Regions from separate parts of the Homo sapiens genome. Here region 2 is linked to region 1. A link is a loop called in an ENCODE intact Hi-C map of the cell type or tissue named here. Cell type or tissue: CD4-positive, alpha-beta T cell. All regions are shown on one strand.

Region 1 (5,000 bases):
GGGTAGAGATCACACAACTGTCCAGTGGGCAGTGAATTTTTCCTGGCTATAAACAACTGTTGCTCTCTAACGACACATACCCAGAGAACTCAGAGGGACCTCTACTGATGATATCAGTCGAAAATATCACCATGGATCAGGCTTAAAGAGCTCCACTCCCCAATGAAAGCTTGGGTGTTTGGGGTCTGGGTACTACCAGCTACCACTGGCTCTCTGTTAAGACTTCTGGGTTACAGACAAAATACCACAACCAAAGAAAACCACAATGGGGAGTATAGAAGCAGCATGGGTTGTCCCACCATTGCACACATGATGAAATCGAAACTGCCTCTCATGCCCCCTCAGAGCCTGTGTTCTGGGCTCTGCCTTCTTCCCTGTCCTCACCTAATGCCTGCTCCCATATCACCCAATAGTCTCACTGGCCATTTTTCTGCTTCTTAAATGTGCTAAGTGCTACCCCAGACATGACTTTCACATGGGGTTTTAGTCTTAGGAAGTTTCTTCCTCCCCCAAGTTGAAAGCCAACCCTGGCAGCCTCATAATGACTTTTGGCAAGACATTTCACCTCTCTGTGCCTTGATTTCCTTCTCTGTAAAATGGGAAAATAGGAATAACCATCTCAAAGGACTGGCATGCAAATGAGGATTCAACACTATTTGCCAAGCATGGAGGATACTCCTTGGCACTAGAACATGCTAGACCCATGTGAGCTGTTTTATAATTAGTCATCCTTCAAGCTTCCCCTTACATGTTAGCTCCTTAGTGAGGGTTTCTCTAGTCCTCCAGTGGACAGCACTCACCATGTGGTGTTTCCTGGAACCTCTACTTTGATTCATTTTTTTAAATCACAGCTCTGCCTGCACTTTGATTGAGCTAATTTTTTTAGGGTCAGTGATTGTATCTCTAGACCATAAGCTTAGTAGTGCTGAACATCATACTAGGCAAAGCACAGAAGATCCTCAAATCAAATGACTGTAAGAATAATTTGGTGAATCCCAGTGGGAGAGACTTAGGATATAGTAATGAAAGCTCAAAAGAAAGCATTTTCATGATCAGGAATATCCTAAATCCACAACCTAAATGTTTGCCTCTTTCATGTCTATTTCCTAGTTTTATCTTGAGCTCTTGCCACAGAATCCATGTAATGGGCCTTATGTGATTTGCTGTTAGACTTTATCCTTGGGCAGTGGAATAGGGTGGGAGAGGGCAGAGGGGCTGTTGGGGAGGGGAGTGACAAAACCTAATGTGCGTTTTGGGAATAACACTTTACCTGCAGTGTGGAGAGTAGACTGGGAAGAGAAGAGCTAAGGCAGAAAGCTGCTAGGATGGCTCAATGTTGTCTGTGGTGGGGCCAGCATGGTGGGGCAGGGGCCAGGGCCCCGGTGGCTGAGTTGATGACGTCAGTGGCTATAGCTCACCTTGATTGTGTCTTACAGGATCCTGGAGCTGCAGGACACAGGGGACCTGGATGTGCTGAAGCAGAAGTGGTGGCCGCACATGGGCCGCTGTGACCTCACCAGCCATGCCAGCGCCCAGGCCGACGGCAAATCCCTCAAGCTGCACAGCTTCGCCGGGGTCTTCTGCATCCTGGCCATTGGCCTGCTCCTGGCCTGCCTGGTGGCTGCCCTGGAGTTGTGGTGGAACAGCAACCGGTGCCACCAGGAGACCCCCAAGGAGGTCAGCACCCTGGGGCCTGCCCTCCCTTTCACAGCCTAGAGGCAGGAGTGTCACACTGGGCCATTGGGAGGGCAGGTTGTTTCTAGTTAGTATTTACCTGAGTCATCTTGTCTGGAGGCAGCAGTGTTTTATATTGGGGGATTTTGTTATTGTTTTATTTTGTTTTTAAAACTAGAGAAGAAATGTAGGGGATGTTTTCATGCTTGAACAAAGTGCTGCAGTACCAGCCTTAGCCACTAAAGTCCTGTATTTATCTATAGAGCAGGTACAGCGTGGGCAGCGCCAGAGAGCCCTTCCCTACCCTGCCCCGCCCATGTGCCTCCACCCTGACCTGGAGAGACCACCTGTAGGGTAAGAGAGGAGCCCATTCCTTCCTGATTCTCTTTTACTTCTCACCAAGGGACACAGGGCGCTGCTCTCCCAGCGCATCAGGGGATCCCTGTCCCTCCCAGCACTCCTTTCTCCCTATATTCCTCCTGCTTGCAGGGCCCAGCCTTGCCCCTGTCCCTCCTGGGTGCACCCAGCCTGGGGGACACTAGCTCTGTCCACACTCCGGGTTCTGGGCACACATTTCTCCCCATGTGTGCCAACTGCAAACTGATTCTGCCCCTCCACACTTCCTTCTTACTGGGTTTGTGTTCTGCAAGCTCTTTTTTAAATTTTTTTTTTTTTCTGAAATAAAGCCTTCACCAAGGTCCCCCGGAGACCTTTGCCCTACGGAAGGGTGGAAAGTAGTGTCATTTGGTGGTGATGCTTTGCCAGCAGAAACTCCACATGCCCAGCCACACCATCCGTGGGGCTGTCACTCTCTGCCACATAGACCTCAGCTATGTCTAGAACCACAGCTCTGCTTAGAGACTCTGTGGGTGCAGATGGATATAAACCTCAAACAGGAAGTGGTAAAGCAACCTGCATCAAACCCAAAAGCACTTCTGTTTTGTTTTGTTTTTTGTCTGTTTTTGTTTTTACTGGAGGCTCAGATAGTACAGGGCAGTTCATTAAATGGTTTCAGAGGTAGAAGGTCCAAGGGGCACAAAAAATAAACTGGGACAGGAAAGAAAAACAGCCAGGAGGAGGTAAGAGCCGGCGGGCTCTTCTCAGACTGATTTGGGGAAGGGATTTGGCACCTCTGGACAGCAAGGCTGGGTCCACCATGTGTGTGGCCTGGGTGTCTGGCCACATCGCACCCTCCATTCATTGGTCCATAAGGGCATTCCTGGCAGGTCAGGGGTGAGGACAGGGGTGGGCGTCCCTCGCTCCTTACAGGACTCTGCATTATACCAGGTAGTGAGCTCTCTGTCCTTATGCTGTCTCTTCCCTGGAAGGACACTGCTTAACTCAGTACATCTGCAATGTTCGGGGATATCTGTCTTCCTCTCTGGCCTTCTGTGTATCTCCATGTAAGGGAATGTGAAGCTGGGGCCAGCTGCAGCCTCAGTGGCTGTCCTATCACCCCTGGAGCTCAGAAGGGAAGGAAGACAGACCTTTGAGGAAAAGGCCCTGAAAGGAATAGTTGATGGTTCTGTCCCAAGCTTCTTTGGCTACTGGAAAATTTTGTATAAAGAAGTCAGTGGGAGGGACAGTGAATTATTCTGACTAGCAGTTGTAAGGAAGGGCTACACATATCTGACCTCTCCTCATCATGTCAGCCCCTCCACGCCATGACCAGTGTGCACCCTTCACCTGCTTGTTACCACCCAGGTCTCTATGCACAGAAGCATCAGTAGGCAGCTGTGATGGGGTGGCCCCAAAGCCACCCCCAGTAGAACCAAGAAGGATGAGAAGGATGGGAAAGACCAGGCCCCCAAATTGGCACACGTTGCACCCGCTCCGTGTTGTTTGTTTTGGATTTTGCTTGTTTTCCCTAAGTCTTCAACCTGGTTTCCTCTGTGCAAAGGCCCCTTGTGTCAGCGGAGCAGGGGAGGGTCTCCAGGTGGATGAAAATTGCACTGTCAGGAATTTGTCTTCCTGGGCAGCTGTGGGCAAGGGTGGGGGCCTGGAGACACAGGTTCAGGCTCAGCCCCAGCCTCTAGCCTATCATCTGTGAGCCACATGCAGGGAGAGCTTGTCCTTTGGATGGGAAGTCATTGTCTGCTTTTAGCTTTGTCCCTTCACAATGCCTAGTTTAGTGACGGTTTGGACAATTTCAGCCTGGACCACCCACAGTTAATTGTTGTGGTCTATGTGTGTGAGAGAGACAGAGAAAGAGAGAGAGAGACTGGTGATTGTTAAAGAGACATAGATAGGAAGACAGAAAAGAAAAGAGAAAAAAATGGAGAGACCAGGAGACCAAGGGATAACCTAGCTGTGAGGAACAGCTCCTTTCTTGCCGGTAAAACATCCTACCTTTTATTCTGGCTTCTGCATAAGTCCAGGATCTCAGTTATGAAATGATGAATACATTAGCCCTGCTTCCAGAATGTGGGACTTCCTGCCCCTGTTGCCAACCTGCTTCCAGATAGGAATGAGGACACATGGAGAGAGGCAGGTTGGAAAAGCACAGCAGCTGCCTGTCCTCCAACCCCTTCTGGTGTTGCTAAGAAGGGTTGCATGGAAATGTTCCATCTTTTTCATATTTTTATGGGTTTCCAAATTTCAAATGCAATGTCTCCCTTCCTTCTTCCCTCTCTCCCTTTCTTCCTTTAATAAGCCTGCCTATAGAGACCTGGCCCCTGCCTTCAGGGAGCTTACTTCCTCATGCACAGATGTGGCAGAGAGCTGGGCCCAGCAGTCTCCACTCATTGAGCAGGCTGTACTGCAGTGATCAGCAGGTATCACAAAAGCACCGAGGACATCCAGCCCAGCCAGGGCATGGTGGGGTCAGAGGGGTTAGGGGTGCTGGTTATTGAAGACTACTTGGGGCTCAGAGCTGTTAGAACTGAGCTTTGAAGCATTGATACAAACCCTGGTACTAAAGATGAGATAGGAAGTTGCATTTTGGGCAGGGTGAACAGCTGGAGGTGAACAAAGTCATCATACCTCCTGGAGCTCAAGGGCTGAAGTGTCAACGTGAGGAAGGAGATGCTGGCAGGGGAGGCTGGGGAAGGATACGGGGCCTGCTCCGAAGGACTTAAATGCCAGACTGAGAGGTTTTGACTTTATCATGCAGGGAATAGGCAGGAAACGGCTCAAAACGACAGTCTTTTAGAAGCATATTCTTAAAACCTTCAAAAAATAATGATGGTATTTAATCCGGAACTACTTTGTGCTACTGGTTGCCTGTGTTTTATGGGGCAGCATTTGCAATTAGGTGAGAGTGTCTGGTTAATCTTTGAATGTTTCATTTTGAGGCATTGGCCATATTTCTTAAGAGCCAGAAACCT
Region 2 (5,000 bases), 800 kb before region 1:
TGCTATTGATACCAACAGAAAGAAAGTGCTTAAAAAAAAATTTAAGGTGATTTTGGGGAGGACAATTGCAATATGAAATGAAAAATCAGCACAAATCCTAAGGTATGTGGCTTTTGGGGTTTTATTTGAGGAGTTTTTTCCTGGACTCAACTGTTGAGATTGGGAGGGCATGACCATGTCAAGGGTCTGGCGTGTGCTGAGTGCTTTCACGTAACTCTTCTGACATAATTTCTCCAGCATCCTAGGAGGATGGGTGGGTGGTATCTGCATTTTACAGAGAAATAAATCCCGTGTCGTGAGTCTGGGTTAGCCACCTGAGGTCACATGCAGGCAGGATCAGAATTTGAAACCAGGTCTGCTTGATTCCCACAGCAGCTGGGGGTTCCGAGACCCCATGCTGTCCTTCCTGGGTGGCCACTCCTGTAGCCTCTGTGTACGCATTCCCGAATTTTTCTGTTTCATGGTTTTTCCTGTTCAGATAAAGTTTGTTGAGGGCAGGAAGTTGGTTTTATTCATGTTTGAATACTCAGTGTCCTACTGAAACTATCTCAAAATAACTTTTTATTTTTATCTCAACCAATTGCTAAAATAAATTCTGATTCCTCATAGCAAGGATGAAACCACTTAAAGTTCCAAGAGAGACATTAGAAGCAGGAGAATTTCAGGAGAGACATAGTAAAGAAAAATATATTAAGAGAATGGACCTCACGGGTTTGAGTGTTCTAGGAATCAATTCTTGAGTCAATTGGCACCTTGTGATGAAGGGAAGATAAATACTTAGAAAAATAAGCAAATTATTAACCTAGAGGAAATAAAGTTTCATGAGAAAATAAATGCAATCATAGTATAGTATAAATGGCTCACTGGGTAATATTTACACAGCTGTAATCATGAATGTTGAATACTGAGTATTGATCTCACCGAAACTTGTGATAGAGCTTTATTGGGGAGATATGTGTGCAGCACAGGAGAGGAAAATTCCAGTCTTCTAGGGCAGACAGTCAATGGAAAAGTCAAGAAAGAGCAGTATAAGCATATTGTTTAAAAATATGGAGTTGGCCGGGCTGGTGGCTCACACCTGTAATTCCAGCACTTTAGGAGGCCGAGGCAGGAGGATCACGAGGTCAGGAGATCGAGACCATCCTGGCTAACACGGTGAAACCCCGTCTCTACTAAAAATACAAAAAATTAGCCGGGCGTGGTGGCGGGCACCTGTAGTCCCAGCTACTCTGGAGGCTGAGGCAGGAGAATGGCGTGAACCCGGGAGGTGGAGCTTGCAGTGAGCCGAGATTGTGCCACTGCACTCCAGCCTGGGCAACAGAGCGAGACTCCAACTTGAAAAAAAAAAAATGGAGTTAAGGCCGGGCGCGGTGGCTCATGACTGTAATCCTAGCACTTTGGGAGGCCAAGGCAGGTGGATCACAAGATCAGGAGTTCGAGAGCAGCCTGACCAACATGGTGAAACCCCGTCTCTACTAAAAATACAAAAATTAGCCAGCTGTGGTGGCGGGCGCCTGTAATCCCAGCTACTCAGGTGGCTGAGGCAGGAGAATTGCTTGAAGAGAGGCAGAGGTTGCAGTAAGCTGAGATCACACCAATGCACTCCAGCCTGGGCAACAGAGCGAGACTCCGACTCAAAAATAAAATAAAATAAAATAAAAATAATGATAATAATAAAATAAAAATATGGAGTTAAATCAACTGGCAGAAAAAAAGCAGGTGCCAGGGCTGGAAGTGGGTGCTTCCCAGGAACAGAGCTCAATGGGGAACTGCAGAGCTAGGGGACCATTATTTTTAATTGTAAGCATTTTCACTGTAAAACGTTTGATTTTTAAAGATAAGCACACTTATTACTTCGATAGAGATAAAACTCAAGCCATAAAAGGAAAGTGAGGGGCCAGGCACAGTGGCTTGTGTCTAAAATCCCAGAGGCTAGGGTGGCTGAGGCAGGAGGAGCACTTGAGGCTAAGAGTTTGAGACAAACCTGGGTAGGATAGCAAGACCCTGTCTCTTCAAAAAATAATTTAAAAAAGATTTAATCAGGCATGGTGGCATGATCCTGTAGTCCCAACTTCTTTGGAGGCTGAGGAAGGAGGACTGCTCGAGCCCAGGAGGTTGAGGTTGCAGTGAGCCATGACTGTGCCACTGCACTCCAGCCTGGGTGACAGAACGAGACCCCAGCTCCTTTTTTTTTTTTTTTTGAGACGGGGTCTCGCTGCGATGCCCAGGCTGGAGTGCAATGGCGCCATCTTGGCTCACTGCAACCTCCGCCTCCTGGGATCAAGCGATTCTCCTGCCTCAGCCTCCCGAGTAGCTGGGATTACAGGCACACGTCACCATGCCCGGCTAATTTTTGTATTTTTAGTAGAAACAGGGTTTCACCATGTTGGCCAGGCTGGGCTCAAACTCCTGACCTTGGGTGATCCGCCCACCTCGGCCTCCCAAAATGCTGGGATTACAGGTGTGAGCCACTGCACCCGGCGGAGACCCCAACTCTTAAAAAAAAAAAAGAAAAAAATAAAGTGAGTGGCAGCTGGGACTGGCTTTGGGGTGGAAACCACATCCTGAGTTGAACCTTTAGACCATGGAGAAGTTTCTGAGGCACTTAAGCACGAATTTTTGCATGATTGGTCATGTGATGCATCACATAATTTTTGGTAACTAAACTGAAATAATAAAAAGTAAATTTGCAGGGTTTCAGTACTATAGTTGTCAGTACTGTACTTACATAGCACCCCATGGAAAATAAAACAAGACAAACCAAATATTACATAAGCACATATTGCTACTCTAACTTCTTCTGTTTTATGTTACTGTCATCCAAGGAGAAAATTTAAGCATAGCTTTCATAAAAATAGCTCGCCTGCACTGAACATGCGCTGTATATATGCCAGAGTCTGCAGAAACCACATCCTGCATTTAACCTTTGGATCACTGAACAGTTTCTGAAATGGTAAGCATGAATTACTGCACAATCCACCATGTCCAGACAGAAATAGTTAAAGTGGACTAATATTAAATATAGCATTTATTTTTAGGGTTGTAAGAGTGACGCAGAGAACCCATACACAAGAGAAACTAAAATGGAGTAAAGCAAACCATCTTACTTCAGCACCTGTTACTGTTCCAACGACTGCCTGATCACACCTCTCCAGCCCCGGATGATGTTCTGAGGAATGTTTTTAATTTTAATTGTGAACATTTACTGAGCACTTAGAATGTGCCTGGCAGTCTTCAATTATTTATTTATTTATTTAGAGACGGAGTCTGGCTTTGTCGCCCAGGCTGGAGTGCAGTGGTGTGATCTTGGTTCACTGCAGCCTCTGCTTCCCGGGTTCAAGCAATTCTCATGTTTCAGCCTCTTGAGTAGAGTAGCTGGGATTACAGGTGCCCACAACTATGCCTGGCTAATTTTTGTATTTCTAGTAGAGACGGGGTTTCTCCATGTTGGTCAGGCTGGTCTCGAACTCCAGACCTCAAGTGATCTGCCTGCCTCTGCCTCCCAAAGTGCTGGGATTACAGTTTGTGAGCCACCGTGCCTGGACTGTCTTCAATTTTTAGATACTTACAGAAGAGTTTATGTTTCAATTTTGGGTTTCCAGGTCTATGCATCAAGAGTTCATAATGTGTGAACAGACAAACTCTTACCTAATTTTCAAGGCAGTGTGAAGTTTGTAAAGAAACAACAGGTTTACTCTGGACACTGCCTGGAAGTGTATGAATTGTTTATAGCGGAGCATGTAGGTGTCTCATACACAGCAAATTAACATGATGGCATTTTAATCAAATCTTCTTCTATCTGGTCAAATGATGAGTACGGTGATATAATGTACTAAGGGTGAGCCACAGGTGTATACAGCTTGGCATGGGGAAAAAAAAGAACAACCAACCTCTTTACAAGGAACAGTGCCAGGTGCAGACAGCCCACAAAGGCCTGATTTCCTTTTTTTTTTTTTTTTAAGACAGAGTCTTGCTCTGTCACCCAGGCTGGGGTGCAGTGGTGTGATCATAGCTCACTGCAGCCTCAACATCCCTGGGCTCAAGCAATCCTCCTACCTCAGCCTCCTGAGTAGCTGAAATTACACGCATGCACCACCACGCCTGACTAACATTTTACTTTTTGTAGAGATGGGGTCTCACTATGTTGCCCAGGCTGATCTTGAACTCCTGGGCTCAAGTGATCCTCCTGCTTTGGTCTCCCAAAGTGTTGGGATTACAGGTGTGAGCCACGATGCCCGGCCAGGCCTGGTTTCATGACAGCTGATGAAGTGGATGGACAGGGCCAACTTTCTGCAGGGCTGGGTTGCACCATGCTCCAAGTGGGAGCCAATGTCTACTGAATACCTACTAGGTGGTTTATGTGCCCTGTCTCATTCATTGTCACTCCTCTTTTACAGCTGTGGGAACTGTGGCCTACAAGTTCCCAAGGATCACAGCTAGCAGATAAGGGCCCAGTCCATGCTTTACCTCAATTCTTCTAGTCTGGACTGTAACAGCAATGCTCCCTGCATCTGTGAGCTCACAGCTCTGAAGTGCACAGAATTTCCTGTCTGAGCACTGTGGGTGTTTCCTGAAATAATCTGCTGGGTCAGAGGCTGATGCATGCTGTCTGTGCAGTCTTTGACATTTATTTCTGTTTTGCTCCACCTCCGTTTGCACGGAGGCTTTGGATTTATGAAGATTTAGCCGGAATGGGAAATCCAGGAAGAAGCCGGGTGGAGTGGGAAAGTGTCAAGAGAAGCGACTGATTTATTTATCTAACCTGGGGTTACCCAAGATAGGGTTTTTTTTTCTCTTTCTTAACAATGACAATAAAATATTTTTAGCCCAGCTTTAGTCTCTTAGACTGCACACAATCCCCGTGCATTTCCTGAAGCCTGGTTCTTAGAAACACAGAGGACTCCTCACGCTGGTGTGGAACTCAGCATCCTGGTTTTAGTACCTGTTTATGTTTGTTATAGGGACAGTGGTAGCCACTATCTGAAAGTTTTACAAGAGCT

What was found. Hi-C counts contacts between places; a loop is a spot of excess contacts. Peaks named below come from ENCODE experiments on the same cell type or tissue, not always from the same donor. Only the 100,000 strongest peaks of a DNase experiment are listed, where the experiment ranks them.
Region 2: a loop joins it to region 1, with 2.4 times the contacts of the local background. A loop is called at or near these places in 2 of 110 quality-filtered maps.

The regions. Positions count from the first base shown.
Region 1 is chr10:85,610,084-85,615,083 of GRCh38, reverse strand. GRID1 (glutamate ionotropic receptor delta type subunit 1) reads left to right here. Exons shown (of 16, transcript NM_017551.3): 15 at 1,437-1,677. Among named protein-coding and RNA genes, the nearest start is that of GRID1-AS2, 31 kb to the left of the region's middle. In CD4-positive, alpha-beta T cell, a CTCF peak has its summit at 1,964; DNase peaks (open chromatin) are centred at 1,953 and 2,513.
Region 2 is chr10:86,411,214-86,416,213 of GRCh38, reverse strand. No RefSeq gene overlaps it. Among named protein-coding and RNA genes, the nearest start is that of GRID1, 47 kb to the right of the region's middle. RefSeq lists enhancers at 2,089-2,138, 3,139-3,488. In CD4-positive, alpha-beta T cell, no CTCF peak of the experiment used is centred here; DNase peaks (open chromatin) are centred at 2,583, 2,893 and 4,553; H3K4me3 peaks cover 1,191 bases; H3K27ac peaks cover 2,150 bases.